3 separate regions of the Homo sapiens genome follow, and all the other regions are linked to region 1. The links are chromatin contacts, found by Hi-C or POLR2A ChIA-PET in ENCODE. All regions are on one chromosome and are shown on one strand. The core of a region is the stretch at or near the end of the contact, and the rest is flanking DNA. Distances in the headings are between cores, read along the strand shown.

Region 1 (3,393 bases), core at 226-2,725:
CCCATGCCGTACTGTTAAATCGCCCATTATGGCAATAGGGCCTGGAGTTTTGCTATTATATATTTTTACTTAGCAAAGGGCTACACACACACACACACACACGTACGCATGCACACAGGCATGCACAGGTATACACTTCCTAAAGTTAATATTAAATGACCGGAAAGTTTTCAGAGTACATGAATAAGTGTACTGTTCTTCCTACCAGTCCTATCTTGCTTCTAGCACAGTGAAATTTGGCCTGCTATCTGCTTAGCACAAGGCTCAGCAAATCCTTGTTGAACAAAAGGAAATTATGTTGAATTCTCCAACATCCTTGCAATTGCCCAACAGTTAAATCTATCCCGGTTTCTCTTCTTTCTTTCTTTCTTTAGGGATCTCCTAACCAGTTTAGCATTGCTGACCTATGTTTCCCTGTTCTGACCACTTCCTCTCTCAGCTCATTGATAAAGATTTTTCCATAGGAGGCCAACCCGGGTATGCCTAACTATTATGACCGAGGAAAGGGTCTAGTCTCCTTTGTTTATCTGCTGTCTGAGCCTACCAGGGAGGTCATGACTTTAAAAATATTTTCCCTACTCTGAATGGTGGGTGGAATCAATCTAGGCTTTTGGCACAGAGGCCTAGAGGAGTCTTTGAAGCCGACTTTGCCTGCGGTAAGGAAGCCTGTCTCTTGCTTTCCTATTCCCAGTCTGTTGAGCGTCTTCTGATGGGGCCACTGTTGTGTGGGGAGGGGAAGAAGCCTCCCTGATTCGAGGAGAAACTGGAGTGTTCGCACCACCCTGATGAGGGATACAAATATATTTGCCCCTGGTGAGCTGTTTGTAATTAATGCGTGCTTTGTGGTTTTAATCTTTCTTTAATCTGTAAAGCTATAAAAATTTACAGCTCAATTTTAGAATCAAGAAAAAAGCTAAATTGCACAGCTCAGTCCTTAAAGTTAACCATTTCACAAGATCACAATTGCAAGGAGAGTGTCCGCAGAGGCTCTTCCTGTGCTGTTCCATTATCTTTTCTCAGTGGTCTTGTTTTGTCCCTTATCCAGAAGTCACTGGAAACAGGAGAACCATCTCTCTACCTGTTTCTGTCTCACAAACACACACAGTGCCCCAAAGAAAATAAACAATACAGTACATGGTCTATAAAGCAAAGGGAAGAAAAGAACATCTTAGGTAAATACCAGACTACTTATTTTATGATTTTTAAATGTCATTTTTGCTCCAATATTGACTTTTTTTACGGAGGATGAATTATAGATCCTGCAGCACTGGGAGAGACCAGGGTTTCCTTTCTTAGACACAGCTGGTCAAGTTAAGAATTGAAGTCGTGGTAATTAGTTACGAGTTTCTTAGTATGGAAGTCCAGACTGCTGAGAGAACCCTGCGAGGTGACCCCTCCGGGGAAGACAATACACCCGGGAAAGGACCGGAATGGGCAACGAAGAAGCACAAAACAACATCCCAATCTTGTTGCTACAAACAGATGTTGCCGCGGGCGCTCGCTTGCAAGAACGAAATACAATACAATCCCTCATTTGTCTGACCAGGTTTCTCTCTCCAAGAATTGGTTTCGAGGCAAATTATTTCAGGGTTGCACAGGCTGGTAAAAGGCAGTGGAATTGGAAGCTATCGTCCTTGGCGACCTCAAGTCTCAGAAATGATGCTGTGAAAGTGAAAGGGGTTGATCAGGGGTCAGGGGGAGACTTGGAGCCAGAAACCAGGTCACAAGGAAGGAGGGGGCGGCCAGACTTCCAAGAAGAGGTTTTGAGAAACTAGCTAGAGGGAGCGGGTGTGAATTAAGATTCCTGGAAGGAGGTCATGGGAGGCTAAGGGGGAAAGAAAGAGAAAACTAAGTTAGTATCAACCCTGCCCTTCCCGAGATTTTGATTGTTCTCTCAGTGCCTATACAGACAGAGAAATGCAGGCTTAAAGAAATGGAGATTGCATTAGGGAAATTCAATTTGCCAAGACAAAAAGAAGTTCATTCAGATGAAAAGGGGTTAGGATTTGGTGAGGGGAAAGCCCTTTTGTTTTGTTTAGAAGAGTTTGTTTTTTTGTTTTTGTTTTTGTTTTTTAATAAAGTGTATATTAACTTGCCCTATTTTCCAACTTGCTTGTGAAGCCAAGTGAGTCAACTGTATTCTTATATGTTTTGCCAAAAAACATTATTATTCTATTAGAAGTTAAAGGCAAACACTACTACAAACCTGTAATTACTTAAATCTTGAATTTATTGCTCTCCATCTATTTTCCTTAATCTAACTGCTTCTATAACAATAAGCCATTATTGTTGTTGTTGTTGTTTTAGAGATAGTGTCTCGCTCTGTCACCCAGGCTGGAGTGCAGTGGCACTAACATACCTCACTGTAACCTTGAACTCTGGGGCTCAAGGGATCCTCTGGCCTCAGCCTCCCACGTAGCTGGGACTACAGGCATGTGCCACCACACCTGGAGAAAAGTTTTTAATTTTTTTAAATTAATTTTTTAGCTTTTTGTAGGAAGGAGGTCTTGCTATGTTGCCCAGGCTGGTCTTGAATTACTGGCCTCAAGCGATCCTCCCACCTCGACCTCCCAGAACACTGGGATTAAAAGCATGAGCATAAGAAGCCATTTTGAGGGCAAGCAATACTACTGAGAATAGATATTTGTTGAAAACCAGTTGTATGCCTAGCACTGCATTTGTAACAATAATACTAACCAGTGCCTATATAGCACATCTATCTATCTATCTATCTATCTATCTATCTATCTATCTATCCATCTATCTACCTATCATCATATATCTATGCTAGGTGCCAGGCTTATTTTATGAGGTCTACATGTAATATTAACCCCATGACAACCCTATAATATAGGTACTATTTTTACCTGCTCTTTACAGATGAGAAAACCATGGCTCAGTGAAGTTAATGACTTGCCCCAAAATTATGTAGCTAGCGAGTGACAGAACCAGTGTTTCGGTCAGACTGCTGGGTTTCAGAGTCTGGGCTGCCAACCATGACACTCATTTCTTTTCATGGTAATTTCATGCCTTTCAAAGTAGGTAGTGTTATCATCATTCCCAGATAAAGAGATTGAGATTCAGAGATTAAATAATTTAACCAAGATTGCCTAGTAAGTGGGAAAGCCAGAATTCAAATCCAAGCCTATTGGAATCCCATCTTGGAGGGAGAGCAGTAGCTGAAATGCTTTAGACCTGTGCGTTTTAAACTTTAACGTACACACAGATTGCCTGGGGATCTTGTTAAATGCAGGTTATGATTCCATAGGTCTAGAGTGGGGCCTAATATTCTGCATTTCCAACAAGCTACCAGTTGATATTGATGTTGCTGTACCATAGGACAACACTTTGCAAAGTAAGGCTTTAAGAGCTAGGAGCCATAAAACAGAAGGT
Region 2 (3,270 bases), core at 616-3,115, 52 kb after region 1:
AGGGACAGTGGAGAATTCACTAAGAAGATGATGCTTGAGTCAGACCATGAAGTATGAGTAAGAGTTTGAGGAGCAAATAAAGGAGAGACAGAACATTGGAGACAGAGTTAGAGTAGAACTCAGGGTCCAGTCCTGGCTCGGCCAACATGGTTTGTATATACAAGAATAAGATACTTGGCTGTTTTGGGTCTCCATCTCCTCTTCACAGACAAAATGTTACAATAGCTACCTACAGATCTTCACTAAGGTCCCTTCTGGTTTGGAACATACGATGCTACATCAGAAAACCCTAGGCCGGTTTTCTTGTTTCCACAGATAAGCATCAAACTCCTTGGCCCTACTCTTCTCTGCAGTGGGAAGGGCATTTACCCTTTCAAACTTCCAGAAGCCCATTTAGTAAATTAATGCTGGAGCTACTGTGGGATTGAATCACAGCTTGCTGTTGTCATCAGCTTAGCACTCCTAGAGACAGGCTCACACCCAGGCTATCCGGCAGCCAGCTCAGGCGAGAGGGGCTAATTGTCTTTCCCATTTCCTCCTCTGATTATAGGGATCCTCTTAATGATGAAGGTGGGAAATGCAGCCATTCAAAAGGAAGGAGCATTTAATGTTGTAAAGTAACATTTCTACATCTAATGGCAAAAGCTAAAGATTTTCACTGTAGAAATGGATGAAAAGTAACAGCGAAGAAAAGATCACTTGTCACTTCTTTACTATGAGATGATCATGTCAATATCCTATTTTTCAGGCATGTATTTTAGAAAAACATACAGAGAACAATAGTGTGTGATACAAGCTGTTTGTAACCTCTCTTTTTTCACTTGAGAGTATGATGAAAAAATCCCATCATTAGTGCTCCTCTGAGGCAGTATTTGGAATGCCTTCATAACGTTCTATACCTTATATGGTTTGCTCATGATTTGTTTAACCAGTCTTCTATCACTGGGCACGAAGATTGGTTTTGAACTTTTCACAGTCATAAACAACACTGTGATGAACATCTTGCAGCTAAATCTTTGGGTCCATAAATGATTACCCCTAAGCCTAGGAAGGGTGTTAGGCAGGAAGGCTGGATTTAGAAAAAGCCTTGTGTGAGGCTGCAGGAACAGCAGCTTGGTTTAGAAAGCATTGTTTTTCTGGTTGCATGTGCTTAGGATGATTGGCCAACCCAAGACCCATGGCACACCCCACTGAGCTGCGTCAGTCCTGCCACCTGGCACCTCCCATGAGCTCTGAAACCCTGCCAGGGGGCTGGTGCCTCCCAGTTGAGAGTGCAGCCTCGCAGGGTGGGAAGGCACCATGGGGAAAAGCAGGAGAGGGCCCTCAGCAATTTTTTATGACACCAGGCTTCTGTTCAGTGCTTTGGATAATTAAAAACAGACCCCCACCCAGGCCACATCTTTAGTCTAAAACGTACTGCGTGTGGATTTTGGAATTGGCTCCTGAGGGACAGGGCGGAAGCACATTCCTCCGGGACATCTAAACCAGGCTGGAAAGAGTGCTCCTAGAGTATTGTGTGGAGATGAATCCTCCTCAGGCAGTGCTGGGAGAGATGACCTCATAGGTCCTTCCCATCTGTAATTCCTGTGATGATCCGAACAGATTTTACAGTGTGACCAGATTCAGAACACAGGCATTTAAAAAACAAACCAGCCCCTGTGGAGTTACAGACAGATCTTCCTTCTCTATATTTTCAGCCCGAAAATCACCTCTGCTCTCCCTGATATCTGGGGCTGGCAGCATTCCTTCCTTGGCTTTGTTGGTGGGAGAAGCACTGTCTTCCTGCAGAGATGGCAAAAACACTTTCTAGAGTCCACCCTCCCCGGGCCATGGGGTTTACAATCACTTCCTACTGTAGTCCTTCCTGAACAAGGGAGGAGGAAATGAATCCACAGCCCACCATGGCCACCATTGATAAACTGGCCCCTGATATAACTAGGGCAGTCAGGGTGGGGCTGCAGACTTCCTGCTTCTCCCTCTTGGAGGCTTGATAACATGTCCTTGGCTTTTTTTTTTTTCTCTTGGAGTGAAAACCACAGCAGGGACACACATGTGGTTGTGAGATGGTAGTGATGATGCTGCAATAATAATATTGGTATAGGCCTGGGCTGCGTTTGTCCAAACTTCATTCATTTGACAAATATTTCTCACTAGAATAGTATCAATTCATCTATGTATCACTAAAGTCTTCGAAGGTAAGAATCTTTAATTTGCTTACTGCTGTATCCCCAGGCTTGTAATTTGCTCTCAGTAAATATTTGTTGAATGGATGAGTGAGTGAATGAGTGAACCATGTCCTATGGCACACTGTTTTGGGTTTCACTCTAGGTTCTGAGCCTTCATTTCCTCTTCTGAGAAATGGGAATAACAATGCCACCTCCTCGGGAGGTGGTGGTGATGAAATCCCTTGGTCACGTGCCTAGCACAGCACCAGGACTCAGGAGGCCTTGACTGAGTCCTTATCGTCCTTCTCCTGATGCGCATTCTGGACTGTGCAGCTCCCGGAGGGTTGAGCCAGGCTGGGAAGACACAAGAAGGGACGGCTGGCTGTTGATGTGTTCCGCCGTCCCTCCCTTGTACCTGGTGGAGGAAGCTGGCTGTGCCTATACTAAGTCATCAATCTTTTTTCAGGCCACACACCTGGAACTGTGTGCACTGAGAGGCATCCGCTCCAGCAGCAGCTGGTTCATCTTATAGCTACAGCCCAGACACACAGAGAATTTAGAAACAGGAGGAGGAGGAGGAGGAGGTTTTTCTTCCTCTCCACAAAGTCTGAAGCCCCCACTTTTATTATGTGCACTAGCATATTGGCTTGGCAACTGATGTGTTTCTTTTATAGCATTGCTCTGCATAAAACTGCATGATTCCAACTTATGGTACACCAGAGTTTGATTATATTTAAAAGTCAAACATGCAAGATGTCCATTGTCCACATCAGGGAGGAAGGATAAGCAGCACCATGAATCACTATTCTTTGTACACTTTTATTCCCCAAACTAATTGCTCATTTGCTTAAATAAGAGGCTCCACTATGAGTGTCTGTCATTAGCAAATGAAAGCTGATTATATTTCATAAGAACGTCGGAACTTCTTAAACCTTATATTTCATACCAGAAACCTAAGCTGAAATATTTCCATGTAGTGACACTTCTGATGGAGGAAAAATAATTTAAACAAATAATTAGTCTTGAGAATAAAAGTGTACACAAAAGTACAATTAATGAATTCACTAATTGTTCTTCCCTGCTGTGGACATAGCTCAAAGTTGAA
Region 3 (3,647 bases), core at 132-2,631, 63 kb before region 1:
GTCTATCAATTTCACAAAGATTTAGGAATTGTATGCCTGGAAACTAATCAGGTTTCAAAGGAGGAATTTTAAGGACCTGAAACGGTTGAGTAAAGGCAATGTCATTCAAGTATGTGTACAGTTTTCCAAAATAATAAGTAATATGGATACATAATTTTTGGTATATTTGTAAAATGATCTGTCAACTTTCTTTATAAGCTTCCTGTACATAGTGGGGTGGGTGATCTTTATGACCCTGTCTCATTGACAAGTATGAGTTACGGGAAAGGACTCTGTGGCTTGGTTTAGTGGAGACATCCAGTCTCTTCTTCCCCAGATGAGGCATAGTGCTTGTGCTCTCTCTCTCTCTCTCTCTCTCCTCATTCCCACCCCTCTCCCTCTTTGAAGCCACATTTACATTTCTAAGATGTATATAAGGGTTAAGGAGCAAAGAGAAGCTCAGAGACAATGGCTCAGTCAATTCTAACAAATACAATGTCTTCATCAGTGGTGTAAAATGGAACTCCTCTGTGTGAGGCAGGTGCAGGGAGGGTGCCAGGCCCCACCTACCACCCTACCAATCCCAGCTTGCAAACCACTGCCCTAGGGCATAGGATCAGAGACTGCAGAAGTTTCATGGTGAAAGTTCATTTCACTCTCTCATGGCACAGTTGGGAAATGAGCCCAGAGAAGGCTGAAAGTGTCCTAAGATCACCAGGCTTTGCTGGGAATAGAACTTGGCCATCCCATCCTCCCAGACCAGCACTGTTTTCACTGTGCTGTGGATACTTAAGCTCTCTCTCACCATCCCTTTTTGTGCAGATCTGCTTTTATAGTGGGCCCAGGAGGCAGCAGGACAAAGCCACTTCCTTCCATGGACTCATCCCTCTCTCCACTCCCTCCCTTATATTTGCATCCTGTCCATCAGAGGGCACAGTTGCCCTGATGAAGGCACAATCAAGATGGGAAACAAGAATTTTGTCAGCCACTTCCATGGACCCCCTATTTTGCTGCACAGTTCCTCTTTCATGCCTCTTACCCTGCTGTGCTCTCTCTGTCCGTCAGACTCTGCCTGCCTTCCCCAAGTCCTTTCCTCCATAGAGCTGTACCCTACTCCCACTGCAGTCCTTCCATATCTTAGCCCCTGCCTGCCTTTACCTTGGCCTCCCCTACCCCTCCATTAAATCCTACCTCTCCCGTGTACCATTTTATTGGAGCCTGCCCTTTGCTCAGTGATAGCTGGCTAATATGAGAAACTAATCTGTTTTAATGTTTTAATGTGTTACCACTCGCTAGCCTCTGCTAGCAACTTAATGAGATTTTGAGTTTTGCTTGTCTCATCACAGGTCCTCTATTCAATTATAAACTCGGTGAGGGGGAAGTGCCATTTGCTATTTCTTCCTTAACTCCCATAGCAGCCACAGAGTGCTGGACTCGGAGTACTCTACATTGACGTTGTTGAATGAATTAAAGGAAGGGGGAAGTAGGTGGCTAGACCTGAGTGGAGAGAAGGTAAACAAATACTATGACACAGTTGTTTTTCAGGTAATGCCAGTAAAATAGATTGGCAAGAGAAACTGGCAAGTCCTTCCTAAAAAGAAGTTTCAAAATAACCAGAGAGCATGCATGAACTCAACTCAATCTTCAATAAAGTTTGCTTTAACTAAACAGCAGCAACAAAACCAATAATACTATACATTAATTATTTGGCTAAAAACCGGTCCTGAGATCAAAGGTTTCTGGTGTGTGTTCCATCTTTAAGAGTCCAAAGCAAAAATGCAGACAAAATGTATGTGTCATTAACCCCCATGGGTACTGCAGAAATGCATTACCTGCAGGTTTGGTGAATGTAGTTTCTTGCAAGTTGAAATACAGGGAATGAAGAATCCAGCATGGCACTGCCCAGTAGAACTCTCTGTGCTGGAAATGTTTCTGTCCCTGCCCTGTTCAAGACAGTAGCCACAGGGCACTTGAAATGTAGCTAGCAGGACTGAAAATTTAAATTTTTTCACTTTCATTTAATTTTACTTTACAAAGTTAAAAAACAACTTCATATTTAAATAGCCTTACATCATTTAAATAACCTTCTTACTTGAAGTGTTCTCCAAAGATTGGGAATTCTGGGATAATAATAATTATGTGATTTTTAGACAATAATAATTATATTATTTTGAATAATTTTTTTATTACATGACAGAATAATATCTACTATTAAAGATGCGGAATCTCAAGATCCATCCATGAGCTACTGAATCTTCAGTTTAATAATGTTCCAGGTGATTCCTAAACACCTTAAAGTTTGAGATGTCCTTCTCCAGATCAATGGATCTCATCCCCATTCGAATCACCTGGAGAACTAGAATCACCTGGATGGTTTTAAAACAGTTCTGATGCCTGGTCTCCACCATGGGCCAACTGAATCAGAAATCAGCTTGGCCACCCACTAGTCTGAGGAAGGAATTCTCCTTAGAATTTGTTTAAGAAACTTAAAAAGGTTGGAGTATATATGCAATAAGGAAATGAAAAGGATTGAATGACACTTAAAAATGTAGACAATTTTACATCAAAGAGCCACAAGTATGCATGTTAGTCTCAAATAGTGTACTCAGAAAAGAGGAACACAGCTGTCATATTGAAAATATTCTCTTTACCCATCAAAATCAGAAACACTCTTAAGGCATGATAAGTGGTTAGTTTCTCTTAGCCTAGGAGGCCTGGTCTTGGTTTGGGGAGCATTGGGTTGGAGCTTATGTGATGTTAGTGCCCAGGCAGCCAAGGAATGTTACTAGTTTTAAGAGTCCAGGACTGTTCAGTCAGGGTGAAGTTGAGCACATTGAGCCCAGTAAAAAAGGAAAGGGGGGGTTGAGAAGATGACAGATGACTCCAGGGCGCTTGAAGAAATTCATGTGACTCCAGGAGACATGAATTTCCATGGGAACCATGTGCTAGGATATGTGACCCAAAGTGAAGGATCAATTTTTCAGACACCAAAGACACACACAAACAAGTCCTAGCTTCAGGCAGAGAGGAGCAGGAGAGTCCTCATTCGTGTTGGTCAGAAGATTTCAGTGGGAAAGGCTGTCTGCAGGCTGTACCTTTTTACTGAGAGGACTTAGATTTGGGAACATCCTCACTGCTTTCCATCCACCATCCAAGCTCAGTGAGCCTAGAACACCATTCAAGGAATGTTCTGGGCCCTTCTCTTGGGCTGTATTTGGGAAGGTAGGAAGTTACTATGGTGATTGAAAACAATCCTCTTTCTGATCTCTTCCTTTTCTGATAAGGAACACGTTTCATTATGATTTGTGCTGTAAAATAATTACCTTTTTGTGCTGAAGTCAAAATTTTCAAAACAGTATTGTATAAATGAGGATTGAAAAGGTAAGTTTCATAATGGACCAGGAATAGGCCTGCAGACCATGGGAAGGGGTTGAATATGCCATGCTGGAAGGGTACCATGGAATAAACCACCTACTTAGATAAGGAAGGTCAAAAGGGGCATTCATCCTGATTGCAACTAAATTCAACAATAAGTTTTTATTAAATAGTTGCAGAGTGCACACACTGTTCAGGTACTGGAGATACAGTGGTGAACAAAACAGAAAGTCTTATGACCTCTCGTTACTTACCGACTAGTCAGTGGCCCCAGATGTAAAACATGCAGATAA

What was found. Hi-C counts contacts between places; a loop is a spot of excess contacts on that map. ChIA-PET counts read pairs that join two places held with the same protein, here RNA polymerase II (POLR2A). Pooled maps may share reads with other maps.
Region 2: a map of endothelial cell of umbilical vein shows a loop between it and region 1 (2.9-fold over the local background). The contact joins two enhancer-like sites. A Hi-C loop is called at or near these places in 1 of 168 maps with a recorded cell type or tissue (endothelial cell of umbilical vein) and 2 of 50 pooled maps. POLR2A ChIA-PET finds 5 or more read pairs at or near these places in 1 of 52 experiments (OCI-LY7).
Region 3: a map of OCI-LY7 shows a loop between it and region 1 (4-fold over the local background). The contact joins two enhancer-like sites. A Hi-C loop is called at or near these places in 4 of 168 maps with a recorded cell type or tissue (IMR-90, OCI-LY7, endothelial cell of umbilical vein and 1 more) and 1 of 50 pooled maps. POLR2A ChIA-PET finds 5 or more read pairs at or near these places in 1 of 52 experiments (BJ).

Annotation. Positions count from the first base shown.
Region 1 is chr18:24,860,921-24,864,313 of GRCh38, forward strand. No RefSeq gene overlaps it. Among named protein-coding and RNA genes, the nearest start is that of LINC01894, 130 kb to the right of the region's middle. RefSeq lists an enhancer at 1,615-2,116. Within about 2 kb of position 1,476, at least 2 of the 41 ENCODE cell types and tissues checked have a DNase peak (open chromatin) inside an H3K27ac peak, as active enhancers do; they include endothelial cell of umbilical vein, where a contact is called at or near this core.
Region 2 is chr18:24,912,424-24,915,693 of GRCh38, forward strand. No RefSeq gene overlaps it. Among named protein-coding and RNA genes, the nearest start is that of LINC01894, 74 kb to the right of the region's middle. Within about 2 kb of position 1,866, at least 5 of the 41 ENCODE cell types and tissues checked have a DNase peak (open chromatin) inside an H3K27ac peak, as active enhancers do; they include endothelial cell of umbilical vein, where a contact is called at or near this core.
Region 3 is chr18:24,798,475-24,802,121 of GRCh38, forward strand. It overlaps LOC105372029 (a long non-coding RNA gene), which reads left to right. Exons shown (of 3, transcript XR_935298.2): 3 at 1,525-1,872. Among named protein-coding and RNA genes, the nearest start is that of LINC01915, 170 kb to the left of the region's middle. Within about 2 kb of position 1,382, at least 2 of the 41 ENCODE cell types and tissues checked have a DNase peak (open chromatin) inside an H3K27ac peak, as active enhancers do.